Regions from separate parts of the Homo sapiens genome. Here region 1 is linked to region 2. A link is an interaction called in ENCODE POLR2A ChIA-PET data of the cell type or tissue named here. Cell type or tissue: OCI-LY7. All regions are shown on one strand. Region 1 has its middle 110 kb from the start of PIAS1. Region 2 has its middle 9.5 kb from the start of PIAS1.

What was found. ChIA-PET counts read pairs that join two places held together with the same protein. Peaks named below come from ENCODE experiments on the same cell type or tissue, not always from the same donor. Only the 100,000 strongest peaks of a DNase experiment are listed, where the experiment ranks them.
Region 1: POLR2A ChIA-PET joins it to region 2 with 11 read pairs; 10 of 35 experiments call an interaction of 5 or more read pairs at or near these places.

What each region holds. Positions count from the first base shown.
Region 1 is chr15:67,944,872-67,949,871 of GRCh38, forward strand. No RefSeq gene overlaps it. Among named protein-coding and RNA genes, the nearest start is that of PIAS1, 110 kb to the right of the region's middle. RefSeq lists an enhancer at 1,349-2,548. In OCI-LY7, no CTCF peak of the experiment used is centred here; a DNase peak (open chromatin) is centred at 2,150; H3K4me3 peaks cover 567 bases; H3K27ac peaks cover 949 bases.
Region 2 is chr15:68,042,268-68,047,267 of GRCh38, forward strand. No RefSeq gene overlaps it. Among named protein-coding and RNA genes, the nearest start is that of PIAS1, 9.5 kb to the right of the region's middle. RefSeq lists enhancers at 2,705-3,225, 3,226-3,745. In OCI-LY7, no CTCF peak of the experiment used is centred here; no DNase peak of the experiment used is centred here.

The DNA of each region.
Region 1 (5,000 bases), 97 kb before region 2:
CACCTGTAATCCCAGCAATTTGGGAGGCTGAGGCAGAATGATTGCTTAAAGCCAGCAGTTCAAGACCAGCCTGGGCAACATAGGGAGACCCCATTTCTTTTTTTTTTTTTTTTGGGAGACCCCATTTCTACAAAACTTTTTTAAAAAAATTAGCCAGATGTAGGGGCGCATGCCTGTAGTCCTAGGTACTCAGGAGGCTGAGGTGGGAGGATGGATTGAGCCCAGGAGATCGAGGCTGCAGTGAGTTGTGATTGTACCACTACTACACTCTGGCCTGGGTGACAGAGTGAGACCCTGTCTCTAAAATAATAACAATAATGTTATAATACTACTAATAATACAGTAGTGTTAGGTCCTTGTGGCTGCAATACACTTTGTAGTTTACAAATCATGTTTGCATACCTGGAGTCTTAGAGCTTCCCTACAGACTACTCAAAGCAGATATTTTTAGCCCTATTTTTGAGTTGAAACTGAGCTCTAGAGAGGACTAGTGACTTTGTCAAGATCACAAGTGACCTTGTGCTGTTGCTGTTTCGAGAGAGTGTGTAATCCTGTTGCTGTTTAGAGAGAGTGTGTTTTAGATTTATGTGACCTAGAAGCACCAGCACGGGATCTTTATCCTGATGTTCTTGAGCCACCACCAGCTCTCCTCCAGGCCCAGGCTTTTGTGAATTACAGTGAAGAAAATGCAGACCAGGCGACTTGCTGAGTGACATGGTCACGTATGGTGGGGAATCATCCAATACCTTTAAAATATTTTTTTGAACCTTGGTGGAAAAGTGTGTTTCTTCATTCATTCATTTCTTCATTCATCTGTTCATCAAAGTTTTGCGAGGCTCTAAATGTGTGCTAGGCATGATGCAAGGAGTGGGGACAAAATGGAACCAGCCATGACTACTGCCCTTGAGGAAGTCACAGTAGGTAGGAAGATGGACATCGAGACATAAGTACAGCAGAAAGTCATTTATTTATTCCTGTCATTTGTGAATCCTCTTCCATCTTCCAGTAGTCCTTACGGAAAAAGCAAATACCCATAAAAAGATCTCTTAAGGCGACTGGGGGCACACACGGGGTGGGGGTGGGAGTTTGGGGACAAACTTCAGCACCTCACAGTCTTGTGGTGGGGCCTGCATGCATATGTGGGTGGGGCATGAGGAGGAGCACGTGTTCTTAGAGCTCAGTGTCCCTCCCACCACATTCCCCTGTGCGTTGCCCCAGGCACAGGAACTTTGTAATCACATCCAGCCTGGGATTATAACCAAACACAGCATTCCACCACCCTCTGCAACCTCTTTGTTTGATCTTCCCCCTGGAGACACAGGTCAAGAGGAAGAGAAGGGGAAGGGGGGCAAACTGCAGGGAGAGTGTGTGGGGAGCTTCCTTTGAATTGTCTTTTAATTCAGAAACAGAAAACAAAGATGCCATTTCCCAAGGCCTGAGATACCGCCGCTCTGCATTAAAGGGGTTCAGTCTCAGAATCCTGGAGCAGGGTCCACCTGGGAGGTCACTAGTCTGACCCACCTGGTTTACAGAGCCCAGGAAGGGACCATAACTTCTTTGATGTCACACGGCAGAGAGGGGCAGCATTGCAGTGTGATGTCACAGCAAAGAGGGGTAGCTACTCATGGAGAATGACTCAAGAAGCCTGGGGGAAAGCCTTCCCCACCAGTTGCTCAGTAACACCTAAACTGCCTTGCCTGTGGGACCCAGCCTTGTACTGCATCATCAGAGATTAGCCTGACAAGCAAATGCACCAGGGAGGAAGCCTGGTAATGGGGGCTCATTTATGCTAGGGCGTGGATGACTGATATCAGGGTCTTTCACACCAAGAGGCTTAGCCGGAGGCAGAGGAGAGGAGATCAGAAGGGCACTGGAGACTGCAAGGGCAAGAGGTGACTGGGGCTAAGCCTAGAGGGAAGAGGGCATGGAGCTGAGAGCTTCAGGCACAAAAGAGAAACTTAATACCTGCTTTGTAGGCCCCAGGTCCTGTGCCTGATTTTCTCTTTCCTCTGAGAAAGAAGCTGTGAGGTTTCTGAAGTGTCAAGTCACTCTTCATGTCTAATCCTGTTGCTGTTTAGAGAGAGTGTGTTTCAGATTTATGTCTGAACTGCATCTAAAGGTATCAGCAAAGTCGTTAATTTCAGCCACCTGAATCTGGTGGCTGCCTCTGCTTACGCACAGCAACACTTCCTTCCTCCAGTCCTGTGGGAAATAAGGTATTTCTTCGGGTGAGGTTTTTGTTTTGTCTTGTTTTTTAATAATTTAAGCTTCCTGTTTTATGTATCTAATCTCTTCATATTTTCAGTATGAGGGTACTACTAAGGGGCATTTTACATTCTCGAAGTATGCTGTAATTGTTGTTTATAATTTAAATTTAATCTTTTTCTTTAGTGTTTTTAATTACTTAAGAAATACATACTCATTGTAAAGGATTCAAAAGATAGAAAAGTACATGAAATAAAAAGCATCACTTTATCGCTTTCTACTGCTAAAGGTAGACACTTAACATTTTGGTTTTCTTTCTTTCTTTCTTTACTTTTTTCTTTTTTTTTCAGCAAAAAAGGTATTATATGCCACGTCAGCAGGTCTGTGAATTCATGAAGATCCCTGAGACCATTTCAGGGGTCCACAAGGCCAAAGCTATTTTTATAATAACACTAAGACAAAATTTGCTTTTTTTCCCACAGTGTTGACATTTGTACTGATGTTGCAAAAAGTAAAAGTGGGTAAAAACTGCTAGTGTCTTAGATCAAGGAGGTGGCTCCTTGAACTGTCCTGGTGGGTATTCTGTCCTTCACTACTACACTCTCAGAGGAGCCGAAATGCCAGTTTCTTAAAGAATGTCCTTAATGAAGTAGTAAAGATGATAAATTGTATTAAATTTCAACCCTGGCGTACCTGCCTTTTTAAGATTCTGCATGAAGAGATGAGAAGTATGCTTAAGCCCTGCTGCATTCCAAAGTCCACTGACCATCCGAGGAGACACTCGTGCAGCTGTTTGTGTTGCAAGCTGAATTCACTGTCCCCCAGTCGCCCTGTCCCCCACCAGGGAACATCATTTTTACTCGAAATAATGACTGACAAACTATGGTTGTTCAGATTTGGGAATTTTCAGACATTTTCTCAAAAAATGAATGAAATGAACCTGTCATTTCAAGGAAACTGACAGTATTTGTTACTAATGATGAAGTTTCAGCTTTCTTTTATTTTCTTTTTAACTTTTAAGTTCAGGGGTACCTGTGTAGGTTTGTTACATAGGTAAACTTGTATCATAGGGGTTTGTTGTACAGATTATTTTGTCACCCAGATATTAAGCAAAGGACCTACTAGGTATTTTTCCTGATCCTCTCCCTCCTGCCACCCTCCATCCTCCTACAGGCCCCAGTGTGTGGTATTCCCCTCTATGTGTCCATGTGTTCCCATCATTTAGCTCCCACTTATGAGTGAGAACACGTAGTATTTGGTTTTCTGTTCCTGTGTTAGTTTTCTAAAGATAATGACCTCCAGCTCCATCCATGTCCCTGCAAAGACATAATCCTGTGCTTTTTTATGGCTGCATAGTACTCCATGGTGTATATGTAACATGTTTTCTTTATCCAGACTATCGCTGATGGGAAAGTTTAAGCTTTCAAGCAAACATTAGAATTTCCAAAGACTTATATTTTCCACTGTGAGTTGGACAGCTTCCCAACACTTAAAGACTTTAGTGATGAAAGGGGTGGTGATAATAAATGTGATTTTTGATGCTGTTAATAAAATGTGTTAATATTAGAGCTACATAACTTAGTGAACCAATATTTTTCAAAGACTCATGCATAATGTTATAAAATCATTTGTGGAAGATAAACCAATGGATTTTAATGTAACGGTATAGATTGTTCATTGATATGATTTATTTTTTATTTTTATTTTATTTATTTATTTATTTTTGAGATGGAATCTCACTCTGCTGCCCAGGCTGGGGTACACTGGTGTGATCTTGGCCCGCTGCAACCCCTGCCTCCTGGGTTCGGGCAATTCTCCTGCCTCAGACTCCTGAGTAGCTGGGATTACAGGCACCTGCCACCACACCTGGCTAATTTTTGTATTTTTAGTGGAGACGGGGTTTTACCATGTTGGCTGGGCTGGTCACGAACTCCCGACCTCAAGTGATCTCCCCACGTTGGCTTCCCAAAGTGCTGAGATTACAGGCTTGAGCCACCGCACCCGGCCTCATTGATATGATTTAGAATCCACGTTGCCACTAACCTTTCAGAAACTACCACTTGTCAAATTTTGGTAAACAATCAAAGAACAATAGCCATAATAATCTGGAAAGACTATTAAAATAATCCTCCTTTTTCAACTACGTGTGTTTGTGAGACCAGATTTTCTTCATGTACTTCAACCAAAACAACATATCACAACAGATTTAATGCCAAAGCAGATATGAGAATGCAACTGTCTTATATTAAGCCAGATATTAAAACACATTTGAAAAAATGTGAGACAATGCCAGTCTTCTCACTAAATGTTTTGATATAGTTAACTTTCATAAAAAGGATATGATTTATAGTAACATGCAATGAGTTTATTACCATTATTTAAAATTAAGAAACTCATTTTTTGAAATTATCTTAATGTTTAATACAATAACTATTGATAGACATAGCCTACATAAGAAAATCTCCAGCCAGGCGTGGTGGCTCACACCTGTAATCCCAGCACTTTGGGAGGCCGAGACAGGCAGATCACGAGGTCAAGAGATCAAGACCATCCTGGCCAACATGGTGAAACCCCATCTCTACTAAAAATACAAAAATTAGCTGGGTGTGGTGGTGCGTGCCTGTAATCCCAACTACTCAGGAGGCTGAGGCAGGGGAATCACTTGAATCTGGGAGGCAGAGGTTGCAGTGAGCTGAGATTGTGCCACTGCACTCCACCCTGGTGACAGAGTGAGACTCCGTCTCAAAAAAAAAAAAAAGTCCCTTGGGATCCTCAATAATTTATAAGAGCATTAA
Region 2 (5,000 bases):
TTTTTGTTGTTGTTGAAAACTGGACATTTGACTATTATAATGTGTTATCTCTGGAAAACAAATATTTACATTCCCTAGAGTTTGCTGTTCTTGATTGTTGATGGCTTAACTTTTGTACAGCCAGGGTTTTTACCGAAATTTCCCTGAACATGGGGAACTTAAAAAACAAACAAAAAACTTTTTCCAATCTTTGCATCTGAGTTTTTGCAGGAGCACCCCTTTAACACTTAATAAGGCCATTTGAAATTCTTCCTCAGCAGTCATTTCCTGGTTGCACTGAGTCTATATATCAACCAGTGGTGGAATCTTAGGCTGTTCTCAGTTCTCTGAACATGCATCCTGTCCCAGACATGTGTGTTGCTTTCTAAGTTGCCCTATATACAGAGCACTTTTGAATTTGAATGCCCTAATTTCCCAACAATTCTCTCTCCCTGGCTTTTACTCCCAGGCTTTAGGAAAGTTATTCTATGTACCAACTGTACTCTTCGGCCCCAGGCAGTTGCAGTTTGTTTGTTTGCCTTACAATGTTTAAACAACGCCTGCTGCTTTTCTACAGTGGGTTACAGTGTGAAAACAGAAATGAGCACTTTGTTTCAGTTTTTCAGGTAACACCCAGGCAGGTTAGAATAGACATACCTAATAATTGTGTATAAAGTTGGCTCTGCTCTCTATAAACAAGGACCGGAGTCCCACCCTGGGAAGGTGGGCTGCTGTCGCTAAGACTGCTATTGAGTCAGGGAAGGGTTCATAAAGTTTTCTTTCCATTTTCAAGTTGCCTTAGAAAAAAAATTGGCTGGGCGTGTTGGCTTACCCTATAATCAGAGCACTTTGGGAGGCTAAGGCAGGAGGATTACTTGAGCCCAGGAATTCAAGACCAGCCTGGGCAATGTGATGAAACCTTGTCTCTAAAAACATAAAAAATTTAAAAGGTAATAAATAATTTTTTAAAATGAGCATTTGCTTGGTTGCTGTAAATCTTTAACTATTTCCCAAAGTTCTGATAAAGTTGCTCTGACAATTTCTGGTTATTTGTTCAATATTTCTGTGGCGGTGTGAAAGTTTGTAGCTGCCTATTTCTCCATTTTGCTGATGTCCCTCTCTCCACAAATTCGGACATATTGCATCTTCATTATGCACACACACACACACACACACACACACACACACACCCCTAAAAAAGTAATAATAATGTAATTATAGAGATGGAGAACAGGCTAGTAGTTCTCTGGGAATTACGGATGGGTAGAGAGGATGGGTGTTATCGATGTCAATGTTTCAATATATGCAATATATGTATGTACATATATACATACACACATATATGTATACACACATAAACACATACACATATGTATACTTTTCATATATGTACACATACAGATGTTCCTCAGCTTAAGATGGGATTACGTTCAGACAAACCCATCATAAACTGAAACTATCTCAAATTGAAAATGTATTTAATCCACCTAATCTACCAAACATCATAGCCTACCCTAGCCTACCTTAAATGTGCTCAGAACACTTATATTAGCTTACAATTGGGCAAAGTTGCCTAACACAAGCCTATTTTATCATAAAGTGTTTAATATCTTATGTGTTAATTTATTGGATAGTTTTTGAAAGTGAAAACAGAATGGTTGTATAGGTACTTGAAGTATGGTTTCTACTGAATGTGTATTGCTTTTTTTTTTTTGAGATGGAGTCTTGCTCTGTCGCCTGGGCTGGAGTGCAGTGGTGTGATTTCAGCTCAGTGCAACCTCCACCTCCTGGGTTCAAGTAATTCTCCTGCCTCAGCCTCCCCAGTAGCTGGGATTACAGGCACATGCCACTGCGCCAAGCTGAATTTTGTATAAAAATACTACTAAAAAGTAGAGACGGGGTTTCACCATGTTGCCCAGGCTGGTCTTGAATTCCTTATCTCAGATGATCCACCCACCTCGGCCTCCCAAAGTGCTGGGATTACAGGCATGAGCCACTGCGCCTGGCCAAATGTGTATTGCTTTTGCACGGTGGTAAAGTTTTAAAATTGTAGATCAAACCATTGTAAGCTGGGGACAGTCTATATACACCTACTTTTTATTTTGAAATAATTGTAGAGTCACCTGCAAGAGAAATGTACAGGGAAGTCACATGTACCCTTCTCTCAGTCTCCTGCAATGTTAACATCCTATGCAACTATAATACAATATCACAACCAAAAAATTGGCATCAATATCACCCATCCTTTCTACCCTTCCCTAATCCCCAGAGAATGACTAGCCTGTTCTCTATCTCAATAATTATGTTATTATTATTATTATTTTTAGACACAGGGGTCTTGCTATGTCGCCCAGGTTGGTCTTGAACTCCTAGGCTCAAACGATCCACCTGACTCAGCCTCCCAAAGTGCAGGGAGTATGGGTGCAAGCCACCAAGCCCAGCCTATGTCTATAATTATGTTATTACATGATTGTTACATAAAGGCAATAATGTACTATGTATTCTTTTGAAATTATTTTTTTTAACCCAGCATAATTTCCTAGAGATTTATCCAAGGTGTTGTATTGTTTTTTCATTGCTGATTAGTAGTCCATGGTATGTATGTATCGCAGTTTTAGCCATTTATTCATCAAAGGAGATTTGGGTAGTTTCCAGTTTTGGACTCATAAATACAGCTGCTATGAACATTCTTCTACAAACTTCTGTGTGAAAATGTCATTTCTCTGTCTAAGGGTGCAAATGCTGAGTTGTACAATAAGTACATCTTGTTTTCAAAGGAAGTACCAAACTATTTTCCATAGTGGCTGTACCTTTCCTACCAACATGCATGTTGGTATTCATATCTAAGTGTGTGATCCATATCTAAGAAGACTATGTCTAACTCAATAACATAGGGATTTTCATCTAATAATTTTTTAATTTTAATTTTTAAATTCAGGTCTATGATTCATTTTGAGTTTTTTCATTTTTTTTTTTGTATTGGCTGAAGGCCACAATAATCTTAGGGTCCCATGAAAATGCTTTAAATCTTTTCAAATAATAAGAACAAATTAAGTGCAATTGATGGCAGCAGCGGGCTGTCCACGGCGGTCGCTGTCATCAGGTCAGCTGCTGTGGGGAGGGTGCCAGGAGGAGGCAGAGCTGGGCTGGAGTAATGCTGTGCTCCACAGAGCCAGCAGGAGCCAGGGTAAGCGAGAGCCCCCCCGCCAAGCCTGCCACGTTGGGTGCCACTGCAATGGGGCTGAGCTGAGCCACCTGCCAGCAGGGAGCAGCATGGTTGGGCACAGAGGGGTGGGCAGAGAGGGGCCCAGTAAGGACCTGGAGCTGCAAGGAGGCATGGCCAGGGCTGCCTGCATGCTGCTCCACAGAGTAGGCAGGCGGGAGTCCTACCCTCCCAGGCACAGGACCTGGGCATCTCTGCAGTCTGCACCCTTGGGGTCCTGGGAAAGTCCCCCTCCCCCCTCAGGCTTGGGGGGTGTCTGCTCCTGCTGCCTGGCCTCTCCCTGCCCCTGGTGCCTGCTCCAATCTCAGAGCAGGGTTGGGGCTGAGCCCAGGCACTGTTACAGTCTGGCCAGGTGTGTGCACACTTGGAGCAGAGCTGACACACCAGCCCCCTGCTGTCTTGGTCCTTTCCGGAATTTGGGCCCCAAGGAGCTCTGGGGGGAAGCCGAGGGGCGCCTGAGGGCAACCCAGCACTGGCCTACAGGTGCCCTTTTGCACAAGCAGCCTGGGCACCATGGATGGTGGCAGGAGGCAGATCGGCTCCTGGGTGGAAGAGGACAGGTTACTGGTGAAGCCCCACCTTCAGGCCAGGCTGCTAGTACTGCTGACTGGAGTGGGAACTTGTGGTGCCTTTTCCAGGCCCTCCCATGGCCGCCCACAGACCAATTGGCAGCACTTCCTCCCATCTGAGGCCCATAAAAGCCCTGGGCTCAGCCAGAGCACTGCAGATGATGAGACGTCCAGCTGCAGAGAGGAGCTACCCTCTCTGCTGATAGCTGAACACTTGTCAGGATGGCTAGCTGCAGAAGGAGCTACCCTCTTTGCTTCTAGAACTCAACACTTGTTGGGATGACTTGCCTAGCAGAGAGGAGCCATCCCCATCTCGCCACCTTGCAGGCGAAGAGGAGGAAAGAAGAGCTGTGGCCCTTCGGGGAGCTCAGACCTGGGAGCTCTTCAAGCCAGGGCTGTCACTCCCTCCTTGGAGCCCTTCGGTTCCTGGTGTCTCCAAGCTTCCAGGCACCACCATGTTCCCTGGTGCCAGGAATGGAAGCTGCTTGCATGTGCCTGGTCCAGCTGCAGCCTTGCAGAGAGCCAGCGTGCAAGCTGGCACCTAGAATTGCTCACCCTGCTGAGGCAGCCGGCATGTCTGACTGCACAGTTGGACTCCATGCTCACTCACACACCCCTCACCCCTCACCCCTCACCACTTCATGCAGTCTCCCTCGGCAGGGGAGGGATCCTGGTTGGTAGTGTGAGCCGAGCGCAGCCTGCAAAGCCAAGTGGGCAGAGTGAGCCCAGCGGGCCTGAGCAAAACTTGGACAAAGGTGCCACTGGCCACAGAGGTTTCCAGCCAAAAACCAACACCCCAAAGATCCACTAACATAATCAGTTGGGATTACATTTGTATTTATAGCAACACAGTTTTAAAACATAATTTTTTGGGCTTGGTGGCCTGTGCCTATAATCCCAGCTATTGGGAAGCTGAGGTGGGAGGATCACTTGAGGTCAGGAGGTCTAGACCAGCCTGGGCAACATATGGAGACCCTCTCTTTAAAAAAAAAGTGAAATATAGGCCAAGCACAGTGGCTCACGCCTGTAATCTCAGCACTTTGGGAAGCTGAGGCAGGCGGATCACCTGAGGTCAGGAGTTCGAGACCAGCCTGGCTAACATGGTGAAACCCTGTTTCTACTAAAAATACAAAAAATTAGCTGGGTGTGGTGGTGCGTGCCTGTAATCCCAGCTACTTGGGAGGCTGAGGCAGGAGAATCATTTGAACCTGGGAGGCAGAGGTTGCAGT